Regions from separate parts of the Homo sapiens genome. Here region 1 is linked to region 2. Evidence: read pairs that join two places in POLR2A ChIA-PET (ENCODE). Cell type or tissue: MCF 10A. All regions are shown on one strand.

Region 1 (8,000 bases), 280 kb before region 2:
TAAAAAATATTTTGGGCCAGGCATGGTAGCTCAACGCCTGTAAGCCCTGCACTTTGGGAGACTGAGGCGGGTGGATCGCTTGAGCCTAGGAGTTTGAGACCAGCCTGGGCAACATGGTGAAATCCCATCTCTACAAAACAAACAAACAAACAGACAAACAAAAAAACAACCACACCAACCCTCCTGCCCCAAATTAGTCAGGCATATTGGCACATGCTTGTAGTCTCAGCTACTTGGAAGGCTGAGGCGGGAGGATCAGCTGATCCCAGGGAGGTCAAGGCTGCAGTGAGATGTGATTGTGCCTCTGCACTCCAGGCTGGGTGACAGAGCAAGACCCTGTCTCAAAAAACAAAAACAATAACCAAAAAACCCCCAAAACAAACTAAGAAAATATTTTAAAATATTTGCTCAATGGAGCTATGCCTAGTCGAGCTGAATGGATCTGACTTTGTTGTGGCTTCTGCCAGCTTCGTCACAGCAAGTGGGAGCCTGCCCACACTTTGAGTCTATTGCTTGCTGGGACTAAGGACACATTGAGGCAATTTAGGCCCACCCAATTAGACTGAAGGTTATTTATAAACTCCCTAGATGGTTATGCATATTAATAATCAAATCTCTAAATAATGGCCAAGGACCTGATCTCTGTTTTTAAAAATTTAATTATTATTATTATTTTTTGAGACAGGGTCTCACTCTGTCACTCAGGCTGGAGTGCAGTGGTGCGATCTCTGCTCACTGCAACCTCTGCTTCCTGGGTTCAAGCCATTCTCGTGGCTTGGCCTCCCAAGTAGCTGGGACTACAGGCACACACCATCATGCCCGGCTAGCTTCTTTATTTTTAGTAGAGATGGGGTTTCGCCATGTTGGCCAGGCTGGTCTTGAACTCCTGACCTCAGATGATTTGCCCACCTTGGCCTCCCAGAGTGTTGGGATTACAGGCATGAGCCACTGCAACCGGCCGTGATCTCTGTTTTAAATACTCAACATCTTAAAAATTCCAGCATGGTGGCTTATGTCTGTAGTCCCAGCACTTTGGGAGGCCGAGGCCAGAGGATTGCTTGAGGCCAGGAGTTTGAGACCAGCCTGGCTAACACAGTGAGACTCCATCTCTACAAAAAAGGAAAAAAAAAAATATATATATATATATATACAAATTCCAGGAATTTCTTCTGATTCTGCCTGTGACTCCCAGCAGCCACTGGCCCCTCGTGGGCCCCAGACTCCCCTCGGGATCAGAGACCAGCAGGTACTTAGCATGCCCGTGAATCTTCTCTAAGTGTTTTCTTCCTGAAAACCTGAAGCAAAGAATGACTTACCATCTTGGGCAGGTTATTTCCCCTTCTTGGCTTCAGTTTTCCCCACTGAAGATGAGGTTAAATCAGTGTTTCTAAATCTCTCATCTGTGAAGTGATCCTAAACATCCTAAAACCAACTCAAACATTCTAAAACCAAAACCAAACTCTCAAAGCAATCCAGACAGTATTTTTTCTTACATGTATTGAAGAACATGTAATAAAATAGAAAGACATATATATATTGTGTGTGTATATTTTTTTACATAATAAACTATCCTTAAGGAACAGTGACCCAGGCCTGGAAACATGAGGTTGAGCTTGCTAGGCAGAGATAGGCACTGATTACCAACTGATAGTGGGGTTGATGGTACTGCTCTATGTTAGGTCTCTTGTCTTGTAATTATTACACTTTTTTTGTCATAAATTGTGCTTTTCATTCTTAATGCAATAAAATGATTTAATCTAATATTTTCACTTTATTATGAGATAAAACAACATGTAAATAAACTTTGCATCTTGTTGAGCATTTAACTCTCCTATGAGACAATTTTGTCTGCTTAATTGAATCCAAGTGACCTACCAGCATTCTGTCAAGGCATGATGATGATTTTAACAAAGTGTTCTTGTCAAATTTCTTAAGAAAGCACTGAATTTTAGGATCTCTAACGTTTCTTTTAGGCCAGTGAATTTATACTAATATGGATGTAATTCTGGGAAAGAAAAAAGAAGAAAGAGGCAGAGACTTTATCTAGTAGGAATTTAGTTACCTACCAATCAAAGTAAAGTCTGAGCATGCATGTGTGTGTACCTGTGTGTGCAGTGAGTGAACGAGAAAAACATGCAGGTATGACAAGGCTTAAAGTATTCTGAATAGATAGGCCTGTCCTGGAGCTTATCAGGAAACGCCTTGTCTAACGAACCTTTTCAGGACTTCTGCCACAGCCACACACATACCCAGATACACAGACACATACAGCCAGACACAGACACAGACATACACACATGTGCATGCACACACACACACACTCCTCAGAAATACAACCTCTTTTTAAAGAAATGAAGGCATTTCCAGCCTTGCTTTTTACTTTACAGGAGGCCTGGATGAGCTTTCTTGACAATCAGGGCTATTTCCGGTTACATCCGTGGTGCAGTGAAGATGTCTCAGGATTCTGACCAATTAGGTCTTTGGATGAGTTAACTTTTTTTTTTTTTTTTTAAAGACAGGGTCTCCTGTCACCCAGGCTGGAGTGCAGGCCTTTGCATGACAGTTAACCTAAAATTTTTTTTTAAAGAGATGGGGTCTCGCTATGTTGCCCAGGCTGGTCTTGACCTCCTGGCTCAAGTAATCCTCCTTCCATGTTCTCCCAAAGCACTGGGATTATGGGCGTGAGCCACCATGCCCAGCCCTAAGTTTCAATACTCATACAATCCTCCCTATGACTCAGTAGATCTCAAACTTTAGTGCGTTTATAATTCCTTTGGGGGGCTGGGTTAAGATACAGAGTCTTGGGCCCCCTGCCTTACGTTTGAACTGTGGCCAAGGGATCTGTGTTTTTACAAGCCCCCATGTGATGCTGATGCAGGAGTTTTATGGAGAAACATACCATCAAACTGTCTCAGAAATTCCATTAATTACTGAGAGGATCAAGGCACCAAGTATTATAGTAAAAGTATCCAAGAACCATCTAGAACACCGCTTTTCTAGGAGTTGCCTCCCTTCTTGTTCTCACAAGCAGAAGGCATTTCTGTTCCTCTGCTTTAGATGACAAAGCTAAATGGGTGCACCTGTAACTTGCTTATAAGGTACTATAATTTCCAGCCTCTTTGACTCACTGAGATGATCCTAGTGGAGTTTGGTTTTTGTAGTTTCTGGAATTGCAACAATAATCTAGCTTCTTAAAACTTTAAAAACTTTACATGATGCACAGAAACAAATACATTTTATTACTTGATCCAGTATACACATATGCAAACACACACATTTATTGAAAAAAGTTTCTCCACAAAACTTTTGTTATTACATTTTCCATTCTATTCTGTTCTCTACCAGTTAATTCTTAAAAATCAATGCTGGTCATGACACACTTGAATGATTTCATGACCCACTGATCTAGTTATCTATTGCTGCATAACAAATCATTCCAACATGATGACCTAAAGCAACAGTAATTATTTCAGTATCTTTCATGGTTTCTTTGGGGCAGCAATTTGGGAAGGGCTCAGTAGGGCCGTTCTGATTTAGGTGTCTCATGTGACTGTGGTCAGTAGCTGGGGCTGGAAGTGACAGACTGAATTAGCTATCTCTCTCTCCAGGTAGCATCCCCGTGTGGTCTCAGTGTGGGCTTCCTTGTGCATGGCAGCCTCAGGGCAGTTGAACTGATTAAGGTGCCTCAGAGCTCCAAGTGGAAGTCATATAGCATCATTTTCTCCAGAATCACAAGCCCACTCCAATGCAGCGAAGGGAACATAGACTCTACTTCATAATGGGTGGAGTGTCAAAGTCCCATTGTAAGAACAGCAGGTGGGATGGGACATACGAGTCACCTTTGGAAAATGAATTAGCCACATCGAGAGCACCACTGCAATTTGAAAAGTACTCCTCTAGAGGGCACTGTTGTCATGTGACGCTGGATCCATTTGACTGGGGAATGGGGTGGAGTGATGGGAAGTGTGTTGGGGAGACAGAATAAGGAATTTGGGTGTTGGCAAAGGGGCGGCTTATCCTTTTTGAATTGATCATTCCTTCTGTTGCATAGAACTTGTGATGGCAGTGATGGGGGGGTGTGGCCATGTGGATGTCCTAAGGGAGGGGAACCCAGCAAAGGAGAAGGGGGGCTAGTGACCAGCTTGCAGGGCTTTAAGCCTCTGTGCATTCTCCCCAGTGCCTAGCAGAAGTCCTTGCCCATGGATCAATTTGACAGCTAAGAATAAAGTGTCCATGGGTCACCAGGCAGAAGTCTGAGCTTTGGGAAGGATAGCACCAAGCCTAGCACCCTCACAGTACCCACAATTTCCACCAAAGCATGGCTGGCTCCATACTTCTGGTGCTTGGGTGCTGGCAATGATGACTTGGAAGACTGATGCAGATGTATGAGTGGATGTGATTGTCCAGGAAGAGTGATAAATAAGGAGAAAGGGGCCAAGGAAAGAAAACTGGGGCTTCCACATTTAAAGAGAAAAAGAGGTGGCAGAGGAGGCTGGGAAGGCACGGTCAGAGATGCAGGAGCAAACCCAGTGAGATGGTGGCATGGGCTGGGATGGTTTCTAGGAGGCAGTGGCCCTCAGGGTCAAGTGCAGCTGCAAAATCAAGAAAAAAGGGAACCATCAGATGTGGCAATGAGGAGGTCCCTGGTGACTTTTATGATGCCATTTGCAGGAAACCAGGTAGGCAGGGCATTTAGGGAGTGCAGTAGAGATGGGAGGGAGGAGTGAAGGGCTATAACTTGAGAAGAGGGAAGGGTCATGAGGTTTTTGTTTTTTAAATCTTGGGTGAGACTAAGCTGGCACATAGGCAAGGGAAAGGAGATGGAATGAGAAACCAAAGACTAAAAGGGAATAACTGGGCTGGGCGTGGTGGCTCATGCCTGTAATCCCAGTACTTCAGGAGGCCAAAGCCGGCGGATCACTTGAGACCAGGAGTTTGAGACCAGCCTGGCCAACATGGCGAAAGCCCATCTCTACTAAACATACAAAAATTAGCTGGGTGTGGTGGCGCATGCCTGTAATCCCAGCTACTCGGAAGCTGAGGCATGACAATTGCTTGAACACAGGAGGCTGAATTGCTTGAATACAGGAGATCGCACCACTACACTCCAGCCTGGGAGACAGAGTGAGACTCCGTCTCAAAAAAAAAAAAAAAAAAAAAAAAGCGAACAAAAAAAGAGGAATAACTGATACGGCCTGGTGTGAGGCATGGGGTCCAGCATCCAGATGGAGGGGTCAGCCTTAGAGGGGTAAGGTGGGTGTTCCTTCTGAGAGAGATGGGAACTAATAAAACCAGGAAGAGATGAAGATTTAGGGAGAGGGGGTGGTCTGCTGAGCTAGTTCAAGTGAGCAGTGAGGATTGGGTAGATGGCTTGAGAAGAGTTTGTTAGAGATGAGTGAAAAGCCTGTTTAGCATCAACTCACACATATCTAGTACCTACTCTGTGTCACATGTTTTCACAAAAATGATTTTATCCTTACAACAGTATGTGAAACAGAAAACATCCTTATTTGCAGGCTCCAACCTCTTCCTTGTTGAGTGAGTTCCTTGCTTACCTGAGCATAAGAATGTGCTTGTGAGGAAAAGGAAGGTAAGGAATCCAGGTCAGTCCTGAAGCTCAGAGCAGCCTGGCATCGCCTAGCCCAGGGACCCTTGATGAGGCTGGTTGCCTACTTGAAACAAGGGAAAGCAACCATGATTCTGTTTTGAGTCTGGGAAGAGGGGCTAGCATGGGGGAATGGGTCCCTCAGACCTTTGCCCAAGGTCTAGTCAAAGGGAGGAGGGGGAGGTGGTGAACTCTGCCTTCAGGAATACACGTGGAGTGGGGTGCAGTGCAAATAGCAGGGCCCTACCATCCATGTCTTTCTAGCTTTGCACCCCTGGACAAGCCACTTTGTATAAGCCTTTGTTTCTTCATCTGCAAAAAGGGGATAATTCTATTAAATTTGTATATCTGTGGAATGCAAAGTACCTGGAAATCCTAGACACCCAATACCTGCTGTTATTATTTTTTTGAGGTGGAGTCTTACTCTGTTGCCCAGGCTGGAGTGCAGTGGCACAATCTCGGCTCACTGCAACCTCTGCCTCCTGGGTTCAAGTGATTCTCCTGCCTCAGCCTCCTGAGTAGCTGGGATTACAGGTGCGTGCCACCACACCCATCTAATTTTTAATATTTTTGGTAGAGATGGGGTTTCACCATGTTGGCCAGGCTGGTTTTGAACTCAAGTGATCCACTCGCCTCAGCTTCCCAAAGTGCTAGGATTACAGGCATGAGACACCACGCCTGGCCCCTCCTATTATTATTATCATCATCATCATTTCATTTACTATCTCAGAGAAAGTCAGGAACTCCTGACTCAAGATCAGGACTTTAAGAATGTGGTAAGATTTTGGAATCTTTGTAACTAACACAGACCCATTTTATCACTTTTTATGTCCCCTATGACCTTATAGTAATTAGCAGTCAAATCCTTAAAACTGAGATGCCTGGGTACTTTATTTTTTGAGAAGTAACAGAAAAAGGGAGCCGGGAAGACTGTCTTACTTCACTGCTTGGACTGGAGTGAGGAGAATCCAGAAGTCAGAGTGGCTGCAGCTGAGATGGAGAAGAACTTGCTGCTTAGAGGAAGGGGACTGTAAGTAGCCAAGATGGGTCTTGGGGTACAGCTGAAAGGAAGGCATTTGGAGGGACCTGGGTGATGCCAGCCACAGCCAAATCATTTCCAGAGGGAGGGCTTCCTTGCCACTTCCCTCCAATGTGCCACTTCTACTGCCTAGAGCCTGGATGACCACGGGGTCCTGTGCCTCCTTGTCTCTCTGTGCTCATCTTGCCTGTGTCACTCATCAGTCAGAAGTGCCTTCAGGGTGGGGACAGGAACTTGTTCACTGTTGAATCTCCAGTGCTTACTGCTCAGTGCCTTCCCTGTGGCCAATCCTCTGTAGATGTGATTCATTGACTGCCTGCATGTCTGAATGAGTGAATAAATGAATGAATGACTAATCATTGAATAACAGAATAAAGCAAATTCAAGAACCTTGTCTCAGCCTGTTTTGAGTCTATTGAAGTGTTGCCCAAGTGTCAGTTAGGGTCACCTAATTCCTTAAGAATTAGATAAACTTCCTTTGAGCCATCTATTTCACAAATGGGAAATCCAGAGGTCTCCCTAACATTTCTGTGGGTTCTTAGGGCTGTGGGCTAGGGTGTGGATGGAGAAATAGTGGGAGAGAGGCTTATGGTTTCCACTGGTTCTAAACTTCTGCTTCCTCAGTTTAAAGACTGTCTCCATCCAACTCTGCCTTCTCCTATGTGTGCAGTACAATCTCTTCCTTTTTCCACATGATCCACACTCCCGCCAAACAAGGCAAGTTGTGTGTGGATCAGACTTCACTGTGGTACTAGGGGTTGGGGCAGAGGAGGAGTTTACATCATGACAACGCAGCAGTTCCAAATTAAATGTATTCTTACAATCCTTTGACATCCCACCACTAGAGATGTCTTGTTGGTTGTTTTATTACAGTGGACTCCAATCTTAAGCCATCTTATGATCTTCTCTTTACTTGTTTGCCCTCCTCTTTTTCTTCTTCTCATCGCTTCCACTCCAGGTTGCTTTCAGGACCTTCAAAATCTCTTTGTATTTTAAAGACCAATTTACCCCACCAAGAGCATCCCTGATAATAAAATAACTAACAACTGCAGAGTACTTACAGCCTTTTTTTTTTTTTTTTTTTTTTTTTGAGACAGAGTTTCGATCTTGTTGCCCAGGCTGGAGTACAATGGCATGATCTCGGCTCACCGCAACCTCCGCCTCCAAGGTTCAAGTGATTCTCCGCCTCAGCCTCCCGAGTAGTTGGGATTACAGGCATGCACCACCATGCCCGGCTAATTTTTTGTATTTTTAGTAGAGACAGGGCTTCTGCATGTTGGTCAGGCTGGTTTTGAACTCCCAACCTCAGGTGATCTGCCCACCTTGGCCTCCCAAAGTGCTGGGATTACAGACGTG
Region 2 (8,000 bases):
CAGAATTACTTATGACAGAATAACTGAGTATACTCATATTAGATCAGGATGCTCTGATGTGATCGTCTTGTTAGGGGCCATTGATTGCAAAGGGACCATCCCCTTTGGGAGGAGGTGGGGCTTCCCCCTAAAGGGAGTGGAGTTTCCCATTGTCAATCATCTTGGAAGGAGTTTTACCTGGAATAGTAAATGAGGAATAGGGAGGCAAATCTCAGAGCGAAGAGATTCAAAAACCCTTTCCTCTCTCTGGGTCTTGTCGAGTTGGTTTGAACTTACAGGCTCAAGAGTAGAGCTGGTAGTGGAGAGAAGCTGGCCCCTGTCCCATGGAGGTGTGATCCTGGGCCTGGGCTGCATCTGGTGTCGTCTCCCTGACCCATCACCCCTACCATCTCTGAACCTTCCGCTCCTGGCTTAGCCATTACTGCGAGGAATTAAGGGATGGGCGTGTGCTTGTCCTTGGGAGGAGGTGCTTCAGGCAAGAGCAGCAGGAGTCTTGGGAGATCCCCAGCTTAGTGTTGGTGAAGGCTCGTTGGTGGCTCAGCTGCCAAGAGTGAGACACAGGCCCTTGCTGCCAGCAGCGCCCAGCAGAGGTCTGCGGAACATGAAATCAGTTCTGCTTGAACCTCAGAAATCCTTAGAAGGGCAGAGACAACTAGATACAACACTAGATTCCTGCAGGAAAGCATCATGGGGGTGATAAGGCCATATTAATTCTAGGTATAAATAGAAATATGATCTTGTAGGCTGATGAGGCCTAGGGCATACCAGTTACAGTTTAAAAGGGATAATGAGTTAGAAGGTGCATTTTAAAAGTGGAATATTTAACCATGACAACACATGTTTGCAGCCAAATCCATGAAAAAAAGTTCAAAATCTCAAAGATTAATTTCTGGGAATGTGGAAAGTCAGATATCTTGAAAAATACTCATGGCACATTTATAATAACAATTAAAAATATTAAGACCCTAGGAATAAATCCAATAAAAGTATGTAGCTATCAGTGGAGAAGATGATTAAACTTTACAGAAAGACATTAAAGAAGGCTTAAATACATGGGAACTTAGAGCATATGAGAAAACTCCAAATCACAAAGATACCCTATACCCACCACCTAGGTTTTACTAACATTTTATTCTTCCTGCTTTATCATGTGTCTGTCCATCTACACATCCCTCTCTCTCCATCCATCAATCTGTCTTATTTTTTAAATGTATTGGAAGGTAAGTTGCAGGCATCAGTATGCTTCCTCCTAAATAGTTTTGCATGCACACCATTAGTTAGGGAGGCTTGAGGATCTTTCAGCCACCTGTGTAGCATGGATTCAGGTCCCAAACTGTATGAAGGCCAGCTTTTATTTACAAATTCACAGCGAAGAGAGCCCTTCTTTTTTTTTTTTTTTTTCTTTTCTTTTTCCTCTACCTAGAGCCAAGGCTGAGACATGCATTCTTGCTGCCTTCATTTTTGTGGGATCGACATTTTCTTTTATGCTTTTGTAACTGATGGTATAGCCCTCGGTAGTCACTATTTTATTTGAGTCTCCAATACACCCTTCCACCGTGGGAGCATCCTGTCCTATGTATGGCCATGCAAATGATGTTCCAGTCATGGGGAATTGCCATAAGTCCCTGGGCCTACCACTGACTGTTTCTCACTCACCTCTCTGGATTCCCACCCTGTTTGTTTGGGGCCTTTAGAGACGTTCCTTAGTGTCTTGAAAGCATGTGTTTGAAAACATTTTTTAGTCAGGCATGTAGTCGTGGTCTGTATTGTGCATTGTGGTATAAAGTAGGTTTGACTGTAAATCCATACCTCCCACCCAGATGGCTACATATGTCCTAGGAACTGTCCCCAAAGTCGTCATTGTCTTCATCAGTTGCCATCTTAAGGTTGGCACCCTCGGGATTGTAACATTGTGACTTAACCAAATTCTAGGAGCTTTTTTCCTTTCCTACTTCTCTTTCCCCTCCTTCCTTCTTCCTTTTGGCTGAACACACATTAGCAGAATAGAATATTCCACCCCTCTGTATAGCACTCCCAGAACCCCCCACTCCAGGAGTAGTTAGGGGACCACCATGTAACAGCACAATATTGCCAAAACTTGCTCTTCCTTTGTGTAAGAGGAAGGTGTCTGGCCATTAAGCTGGTGGCCAAAGACCTTAACTGTCTTGGTCTGTAGAGGCTGCTGTAACAGAGTGCCACCGTCTGGATGGCCTATCAGCAACAGAAATTGGTTCTCACACTCCTGGAAGCTGGAAGTCCCAGATCAAGATGCTGGCAGATTTGGTGTCTGGTGAGGACCTGCTTCCTGGCCCAAAGACGGATGTCTTCTAGCTTTGTCCTCACATGGCAGGAGGAGGCAGAGAGCCCTCTGGAGTCTCTTATAAAGGTACTAATACTGTCAGCCTCCATCCTCAGGACTGAATCACCTCACAAAGACCCCACCTCCCAATATCATTACACTGGGGGTTAGGTTGTCAATATATGAATTTAGGGGAACATAAACATTCAGTTTATTGCACCCACAAATGAGTCCCACTCAATAATTCATACTGTAAACTCCAGTCCAGCCTTTGCTTAGATAGACACAGTGTGTGCCAATGACCTCACATCTCTAGCAAGGCTAGGAGATCCAGAGGCTGGAAGCACCCCAGGAGCCTCTTGCCTAACTGTGTGTTCTGCTGATGGTTCAGGAAATCCATATACAGTACTACCAAAGGTTCCAGAGATCCATAAAGCACTATTTTTACAACGTGAACTTCTTCAACTAAACCCTCTAGTCCTGTATAGCCCAAGTCCGGTGACTCAGTTTGTAAAGGGTTAATTACTTGTGGAGTTCTTCTCTGCCTTGGAAAGTAAAGAAAGCAAGGAAAGCAGGTGACAGGAAGCTAACAGCAGCCCCTCTAGCTGTCTTTGCAGGAGAACCTCCTATTGCAGTTAGGTAGCCCTTGCAGGGTATCTGGCTGGAGGTCAGGTTTCCCTTGGAACACCCCCTTGCTCAGCTCACTAAGGGCAGCAGGGTTCCTCCTGGAGAGCTTTTCTGGAGGAGCCACCAGGTGTGAGCCACTTATGGCTAGCCACATCCGGAGTTCAGACAATTCATCTGGTGTGAAACCTCTTCTGGGAATATTCTCCTAACTCAGCAGAGTGGAGTGAGTAACCTGCTCCCAGGTGCCTGTCACAGCTTGACAGGTCAGCCTGACCTCACATCTAGAAGGCAGGTAGTAAAGCTCAGGGAGTGTTGCAACCTTGGTTTATAACCACAGCACGTGTCCAAGGTAGACAGAATGGAAGCGCTGAGCCTGATACTCCACAGGGCTCACTCCTGAGAGCCAGGCCAGCCTCTGGGGATGACAGGGGGTCCCACCCGCTTCGCTGTGATACCGGCCCAGCCTGCCTGGGAGCCACTGCTCCCCAAGCAGGGCAGAGCATAAACAGTGCACCTTGGACACACCAGCATGGAATGCATGGGGGCACTCCTCGCTTCTGGGTGCCCTGTGCGTTTTGTTCTCCTGCATCTTCAAGGAAGAGAGGAACACTCTGGAAATAGAAGACTCAGGGAAGAAGCCCTTTACTCCTCATAGGGCGTGAGTGTTTTTAGCCCACCAAGTCCTGTGGCCCAGAACCTGGGTCCCACCATGACAGAAAGATAAAGTGTATCTTTTCAGAGAGGACCTCAGATGACTGTGGCATGGTGCTTGGCATTTCCTGAGAAATGTTGCATCCAGCCAGCCTAAGTCTGTGCATCAAAGGTTGTGAGCCACCATCTTGAAGATCACAGTTGCTAAAACAGAAATTAAGTGACAGGGAGGTGACAGGTTATAATGTATCAATAAGGACAAACAGGGTAGAAGGAATCAACCTCAGCCTGGAAAAATTCAGACCCTGCAGTTGTTGGCAAAGAAAAAGGCGTCCATGGTCTGGCTGAAAGGCTGACTTGCTGGAACACTCCAGGGAACTGGGCGCAGAGAGTGTCAGAACTGTTCACAACATTCTAAACCCAGTCCCAGTTTGGGCCTAACCTTAAGCAAGGACTGGCTTAGGGAATCTGTTTTCCACATCTTGGAAAAGGGTTTGATGATACCTACTACTTGGATGTGCACTGAAGGATTTAATTAATGTTTGCAAAGCACTTTGAGATGCAGTTGTAGGGCCCACAGCCAAAAACATAGCCAGCTTGTTTAGATTGGCAGTAAAAAAGTTAAGCACTCTTTACTAATTAACACCCTATTAGTATAACAGCAATATCCATGTTGAGTTACTCAAGACCGTGTTTATTTTCACCACTCTGTGTAGTTTGGTTTCTAAGCTAAGGAAGTCTGAACTTACCTGGTGGTGTGAGGTAATCAATTACTGAAACCTCCCTTCAAGCCAAACTCTACCGACAAAGAAATATGCTAAGATGGGTGCATGCCAGGAAATGCCAGTCAAACAGGTGCCTGTTGGGGAAAGACCATAACCAGAAACCCTGGCAAATATTTCCCAAACCAAAGCTCCCTGGACTCCAGAATGCAGTTCCTGGGAGGAGCCTGGCTGGGCATGAGGAGGGTGCCACCTGCTGGCACCAGGGTGTATTTTCTGTGATTTGCAAGCCCACGTGCAAGTGTCTGCAGGAACAGAATTTAAGACAATTGGCCAGGTGCGGTGGCTCACGCCTGTAACCCCAGAACTCTAGGAGGCTGAGGTGGGCGGATCACCTGAGGTCAGGAGTTCGAGACCAGCATGGCCAACATGGTGAAACCCTGTCTCTACTAATCAGTTGGGCGTGGTGGCGCATGCCTGTAATCCCAGCTACTTGGGAGGCTGAGGCAGGAGAATCACTTGAACCTGGGAGGCAGAGGTTGTGGTGAGCCGAGATCGTGCCACTGCACTCCAGCCTGGGAGACAGAGCAAGACTCCACCTCAAAAAAATTATTAGACCCACCTCCATTTCTATAAATGGCAATAAAGTCCAACATAACCATTATGGGAAAGTAAAATACACAAATATAGGCCTGTGCGATGTAGTATACCTGGAAAGTTTAGAAAGGAGCAGAGGTTGCTTTTTGCAGCTAATAATCTTGCAATAACAATGGCAGATTTATAAATTGTACTTCAGTCGGGACCTACGTTTTATCTAATTCTATTTAACATATAAATATCTCTTAATTAAGCTGTGTTCACCAATTGAAAATGTCTACACTGGATTTGGCACAGCAATAAATTATGCTTGCATTAATTTTCATCAATGTCGAATTTGTTGGCTTCAAAACATTTTTTGGTGTGCTACCAGCCCTAAAGAGGTTATGAAGTTGAGAGTAGAACTGTCAACACAGGCATAATCCACTAAGTAAGTAGCTAATGATTGCTAGACAATAGATGAATAGCCAAACATTGAGAGTAGCCAACCTGTACACAAATAAATTAATCTCTGAATCAATTCATTCAGAAGGTGAGGAAGTGAGCCGTGCAGATATCGGAGGGCAAACTGCACAAGTCAGAGGGCACAGCAATGGAAAGGTGCTAAGGAGGGAGTGTTCCTGGCATCCTAAGGAGGAGCAGGGAGCCAGTCCTAGAGTAGAGTGAGTGGGGCCCTTTCAACCTGGACATGTGGAGCAGTCTTGAGTCCAACCAGAAGCTGGGAGTCCGGTCTGGCCCAGCCTACCCCACCCCAAATCACAGCCAATCTATAGACCTAGGAGCATGGAAATAAATTATCAGGGTTGTAAGTCACTGAAATTGTAAGACCATTTGTTATGCAGCATTATTATAGCAATAGCTGACAAACACATTAATCTAATAATCACCCTATTGTACTAGCAGATGAGATCATACAGGTAATGGGGGTGAAGGGCAGATTTATAAGGTCTTGTAGCCAGTAATGGAGGAAGAACACCAGGAGAGTGGTGTTCAGAGATCAAATGAAGAAAGAATGTTAAAGAAGACAGCAGGACCCAAAGTATCAAATGCTACAGATAAGAGAGTGACCATATACTTTACTATACAAAGTATGGCACTTTTAAAGTCGAAAAAGGGCACCCAACTTTGGCAGGACAACAATAAGCTAGGGATGTTCTGGGCGAACTGAGATGTGTGGTCAAGTAAAGTGAGAATTGAGGTTTGAACACAGATTTAGCAACTAAGAAGTCACTGATAATCTCCCCAAGAGCAGTTTTGGTGAACTAGAGGGTTGAGTTTAGTCCAGTTGGATTGAGTTCAAGAAAAAGTGGTAAGAGTGTGAGTACAGGCAACTTTTCTGAGAAACGTTGCTGTAAATGAGAAAAGTAAATGGGGAAATAGCTAAAGGGAGATGTGAAAACAATATTTGGCATTTTTTTAATAGGAGAAGGATATAAATGTTTATTTGCTGATGGGAATGATGCAGCTAACAGGAGAAAGTTTGTGATAAGAGGGAGAGGGAGAAATGCTATGTGAGGCCCTTGAGTATAGGAGAGAGGCTGGGATCTGATGGACAAATGAGGGTGTCGTCCTCTGCTAGGATCAGGATCCACTCATCCAAGGAATAAGATGGAAGGCAAGGAGTAGACACAGAGTGAGAGATGATGGAATGTTTCTTTTAATTTTGTCAGTGAAACTGAAAGCAAATTCGTCAGCTGAGAGGAGGAGAGCTTGCAGGAGGAGAGAGGGAAAAGTTTGAAATCACTGATACAGGAGCCCAAAAGAAATTATTTAGGCAGTTAGTGAGGGTAACAGAGTCCTCAGTAAGGTTTTCCTTTTAATGAAAAGCAGCCCCAAGATCATTTCTTTTTTAACAAAGAGCATCCTGAAAACTCAAGCTGCAGATATAGAAAAGCAAGCTAGAAGCTTGCACGGGCGAATGCCAGCAGCTGCGCCAATAGAAAAGTGATACCTGGAAGCAAGGCATGTTCAACATGGAGGCTCCTTCTTCCCTTTTCTTTGTCAACATGTGTGCAGTAAAGAAGCAGACAACCTGGGGCCGGCCAGACAGAGGATTCATCTGCATAACAAAAGATTAGGATGGGGTGGCCAGCTTCTTCCCAAGCTATGTAAATGGCACACCTGGTCCGACCAATCTTTTGGGCCCTATGTAAATCAGACACTGCCTCCTCAAGCTAGTCTATGATACCCCATGCATTTCACCTCAGAACCTGAAGACGCACTCCAGAGCCCCTCTCTATTTGCAGGAGAAAGAGCTTTTCTCCTTCTTTTGCCTATTAAACCTTCACTCTTAACCTCACTGCTTGTGGTCCATGTCCTTGATTTCCTTGGTGTGAGGCCACGAACCTTGGGTGTTACCCCAGACAAACAATGCCATTTCATTACTACCCAGGACATGGGAGACTGATTACACCAGGGGGACACTGTCAGGCCTCTGAGCCTAAGCTAAGCCATCATATCCCCTGTGACCTGCACGTACACATCCAGATGGCCGGTTCCTGCCTTAACTGATGACATTATCTTGTGAAATTCCTTCTCCTGGCTCATCCTGGCTCAAAAGCTCCCCTACTGAGCACCTTGTGACCCCCACTCCTGCCTGCCAGAGAACCCCCCTTTTTCCTTTACCTACCCAAATCCTATAAAACGGCCCCACCCCTATCTCCCTTCGCTGACTCTCTTTTCAGACTCAGCCCGCCTGCACCCAGGTGAAATAAACAGCTTTATTGCTCACACAAAGCCTGTTTGGTGGTCTCTTTACACAGATGCGCATGAAATTTGGTGCCGTGACTCGGATCGGGGGACCTCCCTTGGAAGATCAATCCTCTGTCCTCCTGTTCTTTGTTCCATGAGAAAGATCCCCCTACAACCTCAGGTCCTCAGACCGACCAGCCCAAGAAACATCTCACCAATTTTAAATCTGGTAAGTGGCCTCTTTTTACTCTCTTCTCCAACCTCCCTCGCTATCCCTCAACCTCTTTCCCCTTTCAATCTTGGCACCACACTTCAATCTCCCCCTTCTCTTAATTTCAATTCCTTTCATTTTCTGGTAGAGACAAAGGAGACACGTTTTATCCGTGGACCCAAAACTCCAGCACCAGTCACGG

What was found. ChIA-PET counts read pairs that join two places held together with the same protein. Peaks named below come from ENCODE experiments on the same cell type or tissue, not always from the same donor. Only the 100,000 strongest peaks of a DNase experiment are listed, where the experiment ranks them.
Region 1: POLR2A ChIA-PET joins it to region 2 with 11 read pairs; 7 of 35 experiments call an interaction of 5 or more read pairs at or near these places.

Annotation. Positions count from the first base shown.
Region 1 is chr2:70,337,464-70,345,463 of GRCh38, forward strand. It overlaps the pseudogene BRD7P6. Among named protein-coding and RNA genes, the nearest start is that of FAM136A, 39 kb to the left of the region's middle. In MCF 10A, a CTCF peak has its summit at 3,906 (motif pointing right); a DNase peak (open chromatin) is centred at 3,908.
Region 2 is chr2:70,613,230-70,621,229 of GRCh38, forward strand. No RefSeq gene overlaps it. Among named protein-coding and RNA genes, the nearest start is that of TGFA, 63 kb to the left of the region's middle. RefSeq lists an enhancer at 6,712-7,217. In MCF 10A, a CTCF peak has its summit at 4,548 (motif pointing left); DNase peaks (open chromatin) are centred at 3,162 and 4,492.